Regions from separate parts of the Homo sapiens genome. Here region 2 is linked to region 1. Evidence: read pairs that join two places in POLR2A ChIA-PET (ENCODE). Cell type or tissue: OCI-LY7. All regions are shown on one strand.

What was found. ChIA-PET counts read pairs that join two places held together with the same protein. Peaks named below come from ENCODE experiments on the same cell type or tissue, not always from the same donor. Only the 100,000 strongest peaks of a DNase experiment are listed, where the experiment ranks them.
Region 2: POLR2A ChIA-PET joins it to region 1 with 6 read pairs; 4 of 35 experiments call an interaction of 5 or more read pairs at or near these places.

Annotation. Positions count from the first base shown.
Region 1 is chr12:48,859,537-48,862,036 of GRCh38, forward strand. RND1 (Rho family GTPase 1) reads right to left here. Exons shown (of 5, transcript NM_014470.4): 3 at 2,473-2,500; 4 at 1,461-1,595. Among named protein-coding and RNA genes, the nearest start is that of RND1, 5.1 kb to the right of the region's middle. RefSeq lists an enhancer at 70-364 and a silencer at 70-364. In OCI-LY7, no CTCF peak of the experiment used is centred here; no DNase peak of the experiment used is centred here; H3K27ac peaks cover 919 bases.
Region 2 is chr12:49,099,794-49,102,293 of GRCh38, forward strand. LMBR1L (limb development membrane protein 1 like) reads right to left here. Exons shown (of 17, transcript NM_018113.4): 10 at 2,500; 11 at 2,327-2,403; 12 at 1,679-1,756; 13 at 1,457-1,530; 14 at 763-853; 15 at 595-661. Among named protein-coding and RNA genes, the nearest start is that of DHH, 6.2 kb to the left of the region's middle. In OCI-LY7, no CTCF peak of the experiment used is centred here; no DNase peak of the experiment used is centred here.

The DNA.
Region 1 (2,500 bases):
TCCCCCAACCCTATGCTCTCATGCACATAAGAAATTATCCAGGGGTCTTATAAAAAATGCAGATTCCAGGCCAGGTGTGGTGACTCACAACTGTAATCCCAGCACTTTGGGAGGCCAAGGTAGGAGAATCACTTGATGTCAGGAGTTCAAGAACAACCCCGGAAACATACTGAGACCTTGTCTCTACAAAAAATGTTAAAAGATTAGCTAGGCGTGGGGCCCATACCTATAGTCCCAGCTACTAGGGAGACAGGAGGGAGGATCACTTGAGTCCGGGAGGTCAAGGCTGCATAAACAACTATTGTGCCACTGCACTCCAACCTAGGCAGATCACACTTTTTTTTCTTGAAATAGAGTCTCACTCTGTTGCCCAGGGATTACAGGTGTGCACCACCATACCTGGCTAATTTTTTGTATTTTTTGTAGAGACGGGGTTTCACCACGTTGGCCAGGCTGGTCTTGAACTCCTGACCTGAAGTGATCCACCTGCCTCCGTCTCCCAAAGTGCTGGGATTACAGGCATGAGCCACCACACCTGGCCTTTTTTTTTTTTTTTTTTCCTTGAGACAGAGTCTCTCACTCTGTCGCCCAGGTGGGAGTGCAGTGGCACAATCTCAGCTAACTGCAACCTCCATCTCCCAGGTTCAAGCGATTCTCCTGCCTCAGCCTCCTGAGTAGCTGGGATTACGGGTGCATGCCACCACACCCAGCTACTTTTGGTATTTTTAGTAGAGACAGCGTTTTGCCATGTTGGCCAGGCTAGTCCTGAATTCCTGAGCTCAAGTGATCCATCGGCCTTGGCCTCTCAAGTGCTGGGATTACAGGCGTGAGCCACCGCACCCAGTGCCCCTCCTCCTTTTCTTTTTTTTTGAGACAGGGTCTCACTCTGTCACTCAGGCTGGAGTGCAGTGGCATGATCACAGCTCCTTGCAGCCTCAACCTCCTGGGCTCAAGCAGCGGTCCTCCCACCTCAGCATCCTGAGTAGCTGTGACTACAGGCACTCACCACCACACCCAGCTATTTTTTTTTTTTTTTTTTTTTTTTTGGTAGAGACAGTCTTGCTTTGTTGCCCAGGCTTATCTCAAACTCCTGGGCTCAAGCTATCCTCCTGCCTCAGCCTCCCAAAGTTCTGGAATTACAGGCATGAGCCACCTTGCACCTGGCCTCTTTTTTTTGTGTGTGTGAAATTCTAACAAACACCTCTAATGATTCTAACGCAGGTGGTCAGAATACAATCTTAGAAATGTGGGCACACACAGGAATAACTCACCTGCTAACTGACAGCATACATCTGGGTAAGCAGGTGCCCACCACCTCTCTCCAGGTGACTCATTTGCTAATTATAACAGCAATTCTCTCTTGCCATAGTGGAAGAATTTGAGCCAGGGCCATATTTCAAGCTGTCTGCCTCTAGCCTTCCTCACTCCACCCCACGACATGCACTTGCATGCGCACACACCTGCTCATAGGAGATGGGCGCCTGCTTCTGGTGGGACAGCTCCATCAGAGTACTCAGGTCTGTTCGCAGGTCTGTCTTGCAGCCAATGAGCAAAACGCGGGTGCTGGGACAATAATCTAGGATTTCTGTCCTCCACTGAGGGGTGGAGCAGGAAGAAGGGTAGGAGAAGGAGGAAGGAAGGAGAGTTAGTGGCAGACAGATACCAGGAGAAGCTTGGCTGGCAACGTCACACACATCACCTCACTCATCACCAGCCCAGTCCTCCCTCTGAGTCACAGCATCACCGTTGCACTAATTACATCATTTTCCTGCCCATGAGGCCTTTGGGGCCCCCAGAGTGCTGACCCAGGAGCCTGTTCCCCCAGTCTATGGCTCAGTCACCAGAGAGGGCACAAGGGCAATTCTCCTCCCACTCTCTGCCAACCATATAGGCATGGATCTGCCCCCTCACCCCAAAGGGCCTCACAAGTCCAGAATGCCAGGGGGAAGCCAACCAGTCTCTTCTCAAGGGAAGAACATGATCCCAGCATCTTCTATACTATGCTAGATACACAAGGTTTCCTAGGACTCCTCAGCATTGGTGGATCTGCCCAGACCTAAGCATTTCATACCAGCAGCTCAGCTCAGACCTGCCTGGCTTGCCCATTCTCAGTGGGACTGGGATCAGGGTCTATAGAAGCTGCCTCCAAAAGGTCCCATGCCTGACCCTCATACCGTATCACCTAAAGGTTCTCTGACTCTCCGTCCTCTGCTTCCTGAGTCTTCAATACCACCCTCCCTTGCGGGGCCTCTGGCAAGGCAGCATGGGATAACAAAAAGGGCGGGAGGCAGTGGGGTAAGGAGACCCAAGTTCCAGTCCCAGAGCTGTAGCTAATGGTGTGGCCTTGGGCAAATCTCTTCCTTCCCTGGCTTCCATTTCTTGATGTTATACAAGAGGGCATTCATGACAAGGTCCCGATTCCTTCTTGGTCCTCATGCTGAGTTAGAGATTAGAGAGTTGATCTAGTCTTACCTTCTTGAGTGCGCTGTCCACTGTCTCT
Region 2 (2,500 bases), 240 kb after region 1:
TGGTCTCGAAATCCTGACCTCAGGTGATCCGCCCGCCTTGGCCTCCCAAAGTGCTGGGATTACAGGCATGAGCCACTGCGCCCAGCCACTCTTGAACTTTTTAACCAGTTAATTCTAGATATAGCTCTAAAGGCAGGAGAAGGAGTGAGTTTATTATCTGACACACCAGTGTATAGAGAAAGCACTAGCCTGGGGTTCAGGAGACAAGGGTCCTAGACTGACTTGACCTTGCCTCAAGCCAGCTGTATAATCTGGGTTAATCAGGTAGCTTCTCTGTTTATTGTCTTTCAAATAGGAACATTTACTAGATTATTCACCCAGGAGAAAGATTTAGAAAAGTGTGCTCCCTGACCAAAAAGTAGAAGTAAATGAGAGGCAGTGGGATGTAGCAAATGTAAAAAGTATGTACTTTGACCCTGAAGCTCAGTGTAGGCACTTTACAGAGCCTTGCTTTCCTCATCTGTATAATGCGGATAATACCTACTCATGGGTTTGTTGTGGGAATTAGAGAAATTATGTATATAAAGTGCCTGCTTTGCATCAGTAAGTACTCAAAAAAATCCAATTCCTTTATCTCCTCCTTTCAATACTTACCCAGGGTTCGAGAGAAGACAGGAAGTGCTGAGCTTAGGACCAGGAGACAGACACAGTTCCCAATTATCTGGGTGGAAGCAGGGAAAGGAGAGGTGAGGGTGGAAGAGCTGCAGGCACCTAGTGCCCATCCACACCCCCCGGGAGCTTCCCTTACTCCCTCCCAGCTACCTGCGTCATGGCAGTGTCGTGCCATCTGGGCCGCAGGCTCCGGAAGAGTGGAGAGCTATAGAAGCCCACAACTGAGGACACCATTAGGTAACTGCCACTGCATTAAGGAAGAACTGGCTGGCTCCAAGAATTAATAACTCATCTCAAAGGGAACAGAGCTCTCTCCCAGCCCACTTCTTTTTTTTTTTTTGAGACAGGGTCTCACTTTGTCACCCAGGCTGGAGTGCAGTGGTGCGATTTCAGCTCACTGCAACCTTGACCTTCTGGGCTTAAGCGATCTTCCCACGTCAGCCTCCCACGTAGCTGGGAATGCAAGCACGCACCACCACGTCTGGCTAATTTTTTGTACTTTTTGTAGAGGCCGGGTTTCACCATGTTGCTCAGGCTGGTCTTGAAATCCTAAACTCAAGCAATCTACCCGCCTCAGCCTCCCAAAGTGCTAGGATTACAGGTGTGAGCCACTGCACCTGGCCTCTTTTTATTTTCTTCTGATCAGATTCTACTGAACCACCAGCCCTCCTTTCAAATTAAGTCTTTTCCTTCTTTCTGAACCTGAGGTTGATGAAAACTTGCCCCACTTCCCATCAGCGTTGCTCAGAGTCCCAAAGGAGACAAAGTCCAAGAAGTGCTCGGTCTAGAGTCCCAGGAGACAGGTTTGCTGAACAGAGGCAATGATGGGTTTCCAGAAGGATACAAGATGAGTACAACCTGAATGACGGCACCAAAGGAGCCCAGCTTGGAGAAGGAGACCTGGCCTAAGGAGGTACCCTGAGGAGTGGGGCAGTATCACTGTGAGCATTCCCCACCATCAGCACTACCCGGCACCCAGCCTTCCCACTGTCCTCAGCTTCTGCCTCCTCTCCCCAGCTGTTCTTAGGCCCTCCCCAAAGGATATGGTGGGAGGGCAGCCTGGTACCTGCATGCCTCGGGGCATGGCAGCCTCATCGATGAGCAGCTCCAGGATGTGGATGGCCACAATGAGCACAGACAGGCCCTGTGTGAGGCAAGGTCAGACTCCCATTCCACCCCAGACCACAGCTGGACCCAGAGCTAAAGGAATGGGCAGACTCTGGTCCAACATTTTCAGTTTCCAAGACTAGCTCTGCTTCCAATGAGCTATATGGGACCTCATCAAGGCTGCTATTAGCAACAGAGTGCCTTTGAGGATATTATAAGATACATCTCCTCTAGATGGAAGGATTGCAAAAAGGCTGAATAGGAAAAGGCATCTCTCTTCCTTCAACTGATGAGATCTATAACTGAGTCCATAGGGGAATCGACTGAATTTCAATGTTTATTATTTTAATGCCAGGGCAAACCTGCACAACTCCTCACTGGCCCTGTGTCTTTGGGCAAGTCACTCAACTCTGTCTCTTCGTCTACAAAATGGGGATTGATGTGCTCAACATTTGTGCTCACCACAGGCAGGACATAAAAGTAGGCACTCAGTGAGAAGCAACCACTATTACTGATGATAACCAGGTCCCTGCATTGCCTCCCCTCTCCCTGAGAAGGCCTCAAGTACTGAGGGTCCACTCCTCACCTCTAGGGCTGGTATACCTACCGTCAGCACCAGCAAGCACAGCATAGCCAGGGGGTAGCCCAGGTTCCGTTGCCAGGCTGAAGCCTTCCGCCTCTTCTCTGTGCAGGGATGGGAGGCTGTCAGCAAGCACCTGGAACCAGGGGCTACTCTCCTTGGGGAAACCCAGGTATCCCAAGCCCTACGAAGCCACATACC